2 separate regions of the Homo sapiens genome follow, and region 2 is linked to region 1. A link is an interaction called in ENCODE POLR2A ChIA-PET data of the cell type or tissue named here. Cell type or tissue: IMR-90. All regions are shown on one strand. Each heading gives the region's core, and the rest is flanking DNA. Links, peaks and the distances in the headings are about the cores only.

Evidence for each region. Peaks named below come from ENCODE experiments on the same cell type or tissue, not always from the same donor. Only the 100,000 strongest peaks of a DNase experiment are listed, where the experiment ranks them.
Region 2: POLR2A ChIA-PET joins it to region 1 with 5 read pairs; 2 of 35 experiments call an interaction of 5 or more read pairs at or near these places.

The regions. Positions count from the first base shown.
Region 1 is chr2:105,984,578-105,990,271 of GRCh38, forward strand. No RefSeq gene overlaps it. Among named protein-coding and RNA genes, the nearest start is that of ECRG4, 78 kb to the right of the region's middle. In IMR-90, for the core only: no CTCF peak of the experiment used is centred there; no DNase peak of the experiment used is centred there.
Region 2 is chr2:105,864,745-105,870,438 of GRCh38, forward strand. The region is part of intron 3 of NCK2 (NCK adaptor protein 2); the gene reads left to right. Among named protein-coding and RNA genes, the nearest start is that of NCK2, 120 kb to the left of the region's middle. In IMR-90, for the core only: no CTCF peak of the experiment used is centred there; a DNase peak (open chromatin) is centred at 2,247; H3K27ac peaks cover 1,106 bases.

The DNA of each region.
Region 1 (5,694 bases), core at 834-4,833:
GTGAGCTGCACTCACAATGAAGTTTCCTCTAAAAGTTATTTTTCTACTTTCTTCTGTAGGCAAAGGAGTTGCCTCTACAGATTGAATGCATTTGGGCCATCCGCTGGTTACTGGGTTAAGGATTTTTGATAGGAAGGCTGCAGGTTGTGAGTGGCCTCAGTGCTTTCGGGCTATGTCATTGTTTACACTTACAACAAGGTGGTATTGGAGTGTTTTAGGGTCACAGAGAAGACCTTCAATTATCAATTATAGGTTTTAAATTTACCCTAGCTTTTAAATGAATAGGGTACACTTTTTTTAACTACTTGTATATCTTTCTCTTTCTCTCTTTCTCTTTCTCCTTGACTCCCTCTTTGTCTCTCTGTCTCTTCCTCTCTCTCTTTGTCTCTTTTCCTCTCTGTCTCTTTTCTCTCTCTCTCCCTGCTGGTCTTTCCTTGCCTCTGCCAGCCACTTATGCTGCTGTTCTCTCAACCACTGTGGGGCGGGGATGGGGTGTCTAAAACCAGCTGTAACCAAGTGTCTATGTACAGGAACTGGTCTGGGTGCCCTGGCTTACAGGTTACATTGTGCCATACCTTTGAAACAAGGGACCTGTCCAGGCTTCCTTCTGATGGCCAACCTACCTCTAATGCTGGCCAGTCTATTTCACACAAAGCTCTAAGTTTTCCTGGTGTCATAGTAACACCGTAATCTCCCTTAAATCCTTTCTTGAAATTTTTCAACATAGTTCCTGGTGGGGTGGGCTTACTTTGTGCCTGACCCATGCTTCCTCAAGACAAAACACCACACTCACACCATACACACACCACAAAACAAAGAACAGGTAAAAAGGGCACACACACACTTTTACAGTTTATACCAAACCAGAATCAAAACCAAAGTCAGAATATCAAGAAATCCTAGCCAGATCAAAACCAAAACCAAAGTATCAAGCAATCCAAGTCAAGTCAAAAACAAAAACCAAAAACCAAAGTGCCAGTACAGGCATGTTGTGGGTGATCAGGCCACACTTCCACTCAAATGGAGTGGGCAAGTTCCAAAGACGAGTCTTACTGAGTTTCAGATGTCTGGACTCCAAATGCCAGTTCCTTCCCGGTGTTCAGCCACTGCATTGATCTTCTGCAGGGGCCTGCCATGCACCACTCTGGTGAGGCGTTCCACCGGGGCAAATGCATACCCGGGAGCACTCCCAGGATCCACATTGCCCAAACTGGCCAGAGTCTCCTGCAGGGATGCTCCGCGGGGCAGGCCTAAGCTGCCTAAGGGGCTGTCTCAACCATCCATCCATTAATCACCTCGCTTCTCAGTCAGGGAACCAAGAAATGTAGCAGGACAAGCCACAGACAAAACCCCTCAGACACCAAGTTAAAGAAGGAAGGGCTTTGTTTAGCCAGGAGGGTCGGAAAGACTCATGTCTCAAAAACCGAGCTCCCTGAGTGAGCAATTCCTGTCCCTTTTAAGGGATTACAACTCTAAGGGGGTCTGCATGAGAGGGTCATGATCGACTGAGCAAGCAGGGGGTAAGTGACTGGGAGCTGCATGCAGTGGTAATCAGAACAGAACAGAACAGGACAGGGATTTTCACAGTGCTTTGCCATACAATGTCTGGAATCTATAGATGACATAACCGGTTAGTTCGGGGTCAGTCTTTAACTACCAGGCCCAGGGCATGGTGCCAGGCTGTCTGCCTGTGGATTTCATTTCTGCCTTTTAGTTTTTACTTCTTCTTTCTTTGAAGGCAGAAATTAGACATAAGACAATATGAGGGGTGGTCTCCTCCCTTACCTCAGCCTCCCAAGTAGCTGGGACTACAGGCATGCACCACCATGCCTGGCTAATTTTTGTATTTTTCGTAGAGATGAGGTTTCACTCTATTGGCCAGGCTGGCCTCAAACTTCTGACCTCAAGTGATCTGCACACCTTGCCCTCCCAAAGTGGATGCTATGTTACTTCTGAGACTAGGTTGTAAAGTTAGTGAGGCTTCTGACTGGATTGAGCCAGCACCAGCTCCCACAGTCACTCATTCTTGGGGAAGCCAGCTGCCATGCAGTGACAGTCATACAGAGATGTCCACATGGTAAGAAGCGGGGAACTTTTACCCTAGTGGAGCCTTCAGATGATGGAAGCCTACGTCAATACCTTTACTGCAACTTCGTGAGAGGTCCTACAACAGAACTTCCCAGTTAAGGGACTGCTGGACTGTGACCATCTCAAGCTGTGTGAGATAACAAATGTTCCCTGTGAGGAACAAGCTCTGATTTTTTTATCTTGCCCAAATTCCTACCTAAGGGATCTAGGGAGTCATGCCTTACAAACCATCAATTCTCAACAGATGGGTTTTACTTGAACCTATATATTGTGACTTACTTTTTGATCTGACTCTGGCATAATATTATGAGACAAGGAAAAAAATGTTTAACCCCAAAATATATTTCCTTGCCATACTTTGAAATTGCCCTGCAAATCTCTTGTGGGAAAAATTTACATCCTATAGATAATCCCTTTTCACCTTTGTTTTCCTTCCTTTCTTTCCAGATCCAGGAGGTAATCAACTAAGACCCAGGCACCCTTTTAGGTCCAATAAGAAACATTTTACAATCTGCTCTCTCTCTGAAGTCTGCTCTCTGAGAGATTCCTCTGCACAATAAAACTTCGTCTCCACAATCTTTTATCTTAACCTGAATATTCCTTTCCATTGACCCCAGGTCTTCAGATAAACTCAGCCAATTTTCAGCCAGAAAATGTTTAAATTTACCTATAACCTGGAAGCCCCCTCTTTGAGTTGTCCCGCCTTTCTGAACCAAACCAATGTATTTCTTAAATGTATTTGATTGATGTTTCATGTCTCCCTAAAATACATAAAACCAAGCTGTGCCCCAACAACCTTGGGCACATGTTCTCAGGACCCCCGAGGGCTGTGTCATGGGCCATGGTCGCTCATATTTTGCTCAGAATAAATCTCTTCAAATATTTTATGGAGTTTGACTCTTTTAATTGTCACTTGTTGACACTCATTGACACTCCAGCTGCTTGGTTTTGGGGATAATCTGATATGCAGTAATAGTAACAAATACTGGGGGCTAGGTATTACAACCGCTGTCTGGAGGAGTGGACACATATAGAAAAGATGCTTGTGTCAAAAAAAAAGTCAAACTCTGTAAAATATTTGAAGAGATTTATTCTGAGCCAAATATGAGTGACTATGGCCCATGACACAGCCCTAAGGAGGTCCTGAGAACTTGTGCCCAAGGTGGTTGGGGCACAGCTTGGTTTTATACATTTTAGGGAGGCATGAGACATCAATCAAATACATTTGAGAAATACATTAGTTTGGTTCAGAAATGTGGGACAATTCGAAGCAGGGGCTTCCAGACTATAGGGACATTTAAACACTTTCTGGTTGACAATTGGTTGAGTTTGTCTAAAGACTTGGAATCAATAGAAAGGAAATGTTCAGGTTAAGATAAAAGGTAGTGGAGACCAAAGTTCTTTTGAAGTCTCATAGTGGCTGCCTTAGAGACAATAGATGACATAGGTTTCCTATTCAGACCTTGAAAAGGTGCTAGACTCTCAGTTAATCTCTTCAGGATTGAGAAGGCCTGGAAGAAAAAGATCTAGCTGTATTAATAGAGATTCTTTACAGATGCAAATTTTCCCCCACAAAGTACAGCTTTGCAGGACCATTTTAAAATAGGGCAAAGAAACATGGTTTGGGGTAAAACATTTTGATTTTCTTACTTGTCATGTAATGTTACACCAGAGTCAGATCAAAAAGTAAGTCACAATATACAGGTTCAAATAAAACCCATCTGATGAGAATTGATGGTTTGTATGGCAAGACTCTCCACACCCCTTAGATAGGAATTTGGGCAAGATAGAAGAAATCAGAACTTAGTCCTCACTTGGATCTTCTTTCCAAGTGGAAAAAAGAAAACAGGCAAAGATATATTCCCAGATCTGACTGAGAAAGGATACAGTTGTCACTTTTCCTTGAATGTGGCCCAACTGCTATCCAAGTTTCAACAGAAATTACTTCCCTTCAAAACTCTTGAACATTCTGAAACCAAACTTCAGAAGAGATGCCAACCTGGGAACAATGTTAAATGAGAGTGAAGTTAGGCATGAAGTGATGGAAGGAGAGGTGGTCTTGGGGTCAGGAAGCCTGGGTTCAGTCTCAGTCCCTCACTTGTTGGTTTGGCCACACTGACAGTCACAAGGGCAGCTCTGCCTCCCTGCTTGCCTTGCCCATAATGAGAATGCAAAGCCTGTGGGTTGATATGAGGATTCAAGGAATGGCTTGATGGTAGGCACCCAGCTGCACTCACTGTTTTCCTGACTATGCCCAAACTGGGGGCATCTGATCATGTTAGCCACCTCTCCACCTTGCTCTGCACCTTGCCCTTAACTAATTTCCAGTGTTTCAGGAGGATCTCTTTTATTTTTTTTCTTTTTGGATTTAAAGGTATCATTCCTGGGGAAAACCTACCCACCAGCCTTATGAACTCAATTACAGGTCACACTTGGTGGCAATGTAAATTATGCCTAGCACTTACTAGCTTTTTGTGTATTTGCTGAATGAGTAGATGAATAAATAAATGGATCAGGTAAACAAATGACTCAGTTTGCTTCAGATGTTTTGACTGGTTCCTTACTAACCCATATCTAGAAGTAATCACTTATCAGATCAACTTCAGCATTTATTCAGGTTTCACTACTGAACTGGTGAGTAGTGAAGTAAGGCCTAAAAGTTGGGTGTCTTGCTGTCTAAGGTAGTTCTTTTTCTTGTATAATAAATAATTTGATATTTGTCCTGGGTTTCTGGGAGGGAGTGTCTAAACCCTTAGAATTTCCCAGGTAATAGGTGTGTCTTTGTTATTCCTGGTAAGCCCCTGGGGCCACTGCTAAGTTTCTACTAATGAGATGACCTAGGGTAGGTGCTGGTCATGCTAGAAGACCAACCATGTGATTACAGGGTTGGGTTTTGTACCATGTGATATCAACATGACCTGCAGGGAAGGGACAGGGGCTGGATATGGAGTTCATCCACACAACCAGTGAATCAGTCTGTTGGGAGAAAAGCTGAGGCAGGGCTTCCATGTCAGACATAATGTAAAAGAGTCTTGGAACATCTCTGGGGTCCAGGGTCTAAAACCCCTTGTGGCCTTTGGAACACCAAGCTCTGTGCTAAAGGGTGGAAGTCTGTCCTGCTGCACCACAATCTAAGCCCAGGGCATAAAACCCTTCGTGGCTTGGATGGAATCCAGGGCTTAGGGTATAAAACCCCTCATGGCCTCTGGAATGTGTCTAGACTTGCTGGCTTCTTGCTTCTAGCACTCCCAGGCACATAAAATGATAGTATCTTAAACTAGAACATGTTCCCCATTATCTCAAGTGGTAGAACATGTTCCATACACTTCAAAGGAAATGCTAAACCATCACAGCTACAGCTCATGTGCTTGATGCACCACTTCCTTTCAACCCCCACATCCTCACCACCTGCTTCTTTGATCACCAATAAATATGGTGGGCTCCCAGAGCTCGGGGCCTTCACAGCCTCCATACTAGTGTTGGCCCCCTGGTCCCACTTTATGCACTCTAAACTTGTCTTTTCTCATTACTTTGAGTCCGCTGGACTTCGTCATCCCCATGGCCTGGTTTTGGGTCCAGCCACCCCAACATTCCTGGCACCTGATG
Region 2 (5,694 bases), core at 589-4,588, 120 kb before region 1:
TCTCTTCTTTGTCCCTTTCACACATGAGTTTGGCCCTCCGAACCCACGGGAAAGATCTGTAACCTCTAGCTCACATGTGCATGTACACACACACACACACACACACACACACACACACACACACACACACGGTTCCCTGCAAATGGATGACTTTAGATGCAGTTAACACCATCCAAATAATACTAGAAAGAATAACACTGGAATAACACCATCCAAATAACACGAGTACCTTCAACTAAAAAGCGGTCACCAGAGCCCTCCCCAGCAGGAGGCCTCTTGGTAGCTGGTGTCAGGGCCGCAGGCTCCCTCAGCCAGCATCAGTGCTCCCTGACCTCCCTGCTGAGGAGTATGTGGCTTCCACCCTGAAGCCAAACAGAAAGCTCATGCAGTAGAAAAGCCTAAACCAAGTCCCCCAAACTAATCTCACAAGCGTTTTCCCAGCAAATGGGCCGTGATAATTATTTCTCCTCGAGTGCCTAAAGTGTGCTAGGTACCTGCCAGGTGCCCGAATATGTTTTTATTTCATCTTCACAGTAAGCCTACTAGGGAAATCATAATAGCCTCATTTTGCATGTGAGAAAACTGATACTCAGAAGTTAAGTGAGGTGCCCAAGAACACACAGTACGTGCTGGGACTGACATTTGAGCCCAGTGTGGCCTGACTCTGCCTCTTGTGATTGCTGTTCAGTCTCAGGAATTGGGGGTGCTGATTGGTGTGGGAGGGAGATGCAGTTCCTGCTAGGCATCAATACTGGCGACTCCCACCCACACGACTGTTGAGGTTATTTGCTGCCCTTGCGCTAGCCCCCAAAATGCTAAGGGAACAGTTCCCCAGTTCTGCCTGGACCCTAGGGATTCACGTCTTTGTAACTTTTCCTGGTTCCTTAATGTTGAGGTGAGCAAGAGCCATTAATCAAAATAACTGAGAAGCTGAGTGTCATAGGAGTATACTCCTTTTCCGTAATTGAGTTTAATCTGGGAGCAGTTTTGTCAGCACACATGTGCCGCTGCCGCATGAGTCATCTTCAGCATCTTTGTCATCAGTTTCTTTGTATGGCACAGTTTTCTGCAAACAGATATTCCTCAGAATCATAATCTCTGAAATGCCTGAGTTTTATAAAACTATTAATCAGTTGTCTTCACTCTTAAAGACAGAGATATTATTATTATTATTATTATTATTATTTGAGACAGAGTTTCATTCTTGTTGCCCAGGCTGAAGTGCAATGGCAATATCTTGGCTCACCGCAACCTCCGCCTACCAGGTTCGAGCAATTTTCCTGACTCAGCTTCCCAAGTAGCTGGGATTACAGGCATGCGCCGCCACACCCAGTTGATTTTGTATTTTTAGTAGAGACAAGGTTTCTCCATGTTGGCCAGGCTGGTCTCGAACTCCTGACCTCAGGTGATCCACCCACCTTGGCCTCCCAAAGTGCCGGGATTACAGGCGTGAGCCACCGTGGCCAGCTGGGATATTACTTTTAAAATTTGGAAACTATAGAAAAGCATAAAAGAGAAAAGCAAATGCTCCGTGATCTTATCACTCAGAAGTAATCACGGTTGACATTGTGTCTCTTTTCCCAGTGTTAATATAAGTATATAATCAAGATCCTGTTACACAGATGGCTTCTTGCTGTTGTCAGTACTAGCTGTCACAGTGCAGTTCATCTGTAACAGCAGTCCCCAAACTTTTTGGCACCAGGAACTGGTTTCGTGGAAGACAGTTTTTACATGGATGGTGGCAGGAGGTGGGGGCGATGGTTTCGGGATGAAACTGTTCCACCTCAGATCATCAGCATTAGATAGATGCTCAAAAGGAGCTCACAAGCTAGATCCCTCACAGGCGTAGTTCACAATAGTGTTTGCGCTCCTGTGAGAATCTAATGCTGCACCGCCTGACAGGAGGCAGAGCTCTGGTGGTAATGCTCGCCAGCCCACTGCTCATCTCCTGCCGTGCAGCCCATTCCTAACAGGCCACAGAGGTACTGGTCTGTGGCCCCGGGGGGTTGGGGACCCCTGGTCTAGAGAACATCAGGCTTTTCCCACAGGGTACTTGGTCCTGACACAGGCTGGAAATGAGATGTACCCAGTAATTTTTGGTATATATGCTTCCTGGGTGTTGAGTGCTTGGGATGCTCAGTGTGGCTTATATATTCTGTGAGTCATGTAAAAGGAGAAGCTGATTCTTTATGGTGCATTTGTCTTAGAAGTAGTTTGTTTTTCTGAGTTGAATGTTCTTCAGGAATGAGAAAATTCCTGTTAATCATCCTACATACCATTCAGACATGCTTTCTAAACTAAGCCGCTCTCCAAGGAACCACTTTTTCCTTTCAAATCAGTACAAAGCCAAACTGTTCCCCTTAAAATGTTTGTATGTAACATAAGGGGAAGAAAATTCAGCTATCTTAATTCTATTTTAAATGTTCCGCTTCTCCAACAAATTGTTTATCGTCTCTTTATCACGCTAAGACAAGGACTCTGTGGGTTTTCAGAGATGCATTTAATACTTCACGTTTACTTTTCATGTCTCTGTTGTATAATTTACCATTGTATGAACATGAATTAAATATAATGTATCAGAATTTAGAATTCATTAAAATTCTGTCTTGCAAGATTGTTCATAATAGGAAGGGCCCACATAACATGGAATCTTCGGCAGTAGTTGTGGTGCCAGACACCCCAAAATAAATGTGGGTTTGTTTTTGTGTATCTTTAGCTTCCAAGTATTTAGAACCAAAAATGTAAAACAAATCACAACAGATTAGTGGGAGGATACTTCGAGAGAAAATAGACACGGATTGTCTAAAAAGATTTCTAATGGAGGACAAGGCAGGAGAGACCCTGGGAAGTGAAGGTGGGGTCCGTACCCTTGGAATACTAAGGAGAATCAGGTGTGGAGTTCACAGTGGGGTGTGTGGGATTCACATTGCTGTGTGCGCTTGGCTGGGTGAGAGCCAGTCGTGTCCTGGTGAAAGGCAAAACATTAGGCAGAGCATTTCCCAGGAACTGGCATCTTGGTTGCTTCTTACTAAGATGATCTCACCCTGCTTCAGCTTCCTAAAGATCACCCCTTCCTAACTAATTACTTGAGTTACTCAAGCGGGAGTCTTAAGTTTACGAATAAAGAAACGTGAACCAAATATGCCAGGGAATTAGAGAACCATCTTCCTAGCATGTTTCTGTCTGCATTTACCCATACGGTGTGCTTTCTTTTTTAGGTGCTATCCATATGTCCAAAATGTTCCTTTGCTCTATTCCATTTTAGTGTCTGTTTCCTGGAAGCAGGTATGAGGCTACTGAGAGAGCGCTCGTTTACTGGCTTGATGTGTGAAGCTGCCTGCCTGCAAGCAGGTGGGCATCTGTAGGGCTCCTGCATGGCCCACGTGCTGCCTTGGTGTAACCGATGGACCTTGGCAAGTATGGGTGGAGTTGGGTGTATTTCTGCACATCAGCCTGCATTGACTCATGTCAGTTTTTGCCCAGAAGTCTGTCCCTATGATCAACTCCTCCAGGCTGATGTGGGTTTTTCTTTATAACTTCCCCTTCCGTTTGGGAATTCACAGATTTTGGGCACGCACTCAGGTTGTCCTCAGTGACCCCCACAGCTGTGAGAGCCACCCAGAGGGCAACTGTTCATAAGTTAAAGGCTGGGGTGGCCTGCGTTCCTTCCTGGAAGCAGGCCGTGCTGAGGCAGCTGTTGATGGGGAATCTTGCTTGGTTTTGTGTTTTTGTTTTTTTAAGGAACATAGTTGTTGATTGTCTGATTTGTGAAATTTACAAGTGGGTGTTTGTAAAGTAGAGATGAATTAGTGGTAAACATGCAGTTCGTTCTAATGCTGCTAATTGAAGTTGACTAAATCTGTAATGTTTAACCGGCTGTGCTAAGAAACTTCATTCAGTGGCGAGAAAGGTTGGTTGTGTGGTGTCCAAGAGGACCACTTGATCCCCTTGTGCTTCTACTGTGGGTTTTCTTTTTCTTCTTCAAAGCCTGCTATACACAGTTACGTTTAAAAAGTGAAGTTAATCGATAGTTTGCACTATCTGTAGAATTCTGGAAAGGCGATAGCCTGGCTCAGCGCTTTTCTATGAAAATGAAGCAGTCGAGGCCCGGGGCAGCCAAGCGACTTGGCCAGGGCTATGAGTCTGCCTCACAGCAAGGCCAGGAGTGGGCCCCTCGCAGCCCAGGTTTGGAGGCTGGAGCCCAGTTCCATCAAGGCCCTTCTCCAAAGCACGGAACAGGTGGACCGCACCCAGGCGCTCCAGAGCACTTATGTCTCAGTAACGTTTGTTTGTCCAAAGCAGCATACGATCCAGCCCCGCTGCCCACCCTTACCTGGGAAACGGGGCTCCTCTCATAGACCCACAGTGCTCCCCCTAGCCTGTTCATACGTGCCCTCACATCTGAGCTGCTCCTGACCCTGAGAGCCGAAGTGAGCTGAGACTCACCCCTCTGGAGCTTTTTAGGGAGGATAGAGGTGCGTGCATACCTTGTTGAGAAAGTGCCACACCGGATCCTGCATGTGTCCCTAGCCATAACAGCGAACTGGTATGGGGATGACAACACAATGGCAGCCATCACCTGGGCTCCTGCTGCGTGTCAACACCCCGCTGAGTGCCATCCTCAGTTACTGGGCCCTCATAACAGCCCCACGGGTACCAGGGGTTTCCTTGTGTTACAGATGAAGACATGTAGATGCAGAGAGATGTTACAGAAAGTGCCAAAGCCAAGCACGAGGAGGCAGAGAGGCTGGGCTCCAGAGTGTTCTGAGAAGCTGGCACAAGTACGGTTCGGCTGTGTCTTTGCCAACCACGTGCCACCTGCGTGTTCCCCCGTGAATGTGCTGTCTCTTTTTGTGTATTCGTCACATTTCACTTTCCTGAGCAGGTGTGGTCCTGCAGAACAGCAGGCGTGCTGAACTTTTGCCAGTGGATTGACACTTTAAGCAGTGCTCCAGAATGCCGTGTCTCATCCTTGCCGCGTCTTGTACACTCTTTTGCATATTCAAAAACGCTTGGGCTCATGGATCTGGTATATGTGTTGAGAGGTACTAAATATGTATTTTTAATTAAAAATTATAATGAAAAAAATTTTTAATTCTCTTCATTGGCATCTGTGTTCCCATTTGACTTTCATTCACATTTGTGAGAAAATTCTATACTTTTAGACCATTTTTTTTTCAGGTTTAAATATTCTATCATTTTGTTTGCCTGCCTGCTCACAAAGGAATGGGCTTTCTTATGACTGGAGTGGAAAGTCAGGTTCAGAGCCCTGGACACAAGGACCCATGTGGTGGTCGGGAGGGTGGGTCCTTTGCCCCAACACCTCCCTTTCAGAGCTGGTTCCTGGTGTGCCCACCCACTGGCAAAGGGACTACCTGCGCATAGAGATGTTGGAAGACACTCGGCCCCACCTGTATGGGCTGAAGTCCATCAGTGAGACCACAGTGCCACGGGGCCAAGCAGGGGCCCTACAGGTGCTCCTCCTACCCTCCCCTTCAGAGAGCAGCCAGCTGGAGGCTGAGGAGGCAGGGGGCCAGCAGCCCTAACCCCCACCCAGGCAGGGTGGCTGCTTGGGGTTTCCCTCAGGGATGGCAACTCCCTTCTGTGGCATGAGGCTTCTTCCTCCCTGCCATCCTGTGGCAGTCCCTTCCTGAACTTGGGGATTTTGAATGGCGCACAGTAGAATGTTTCATT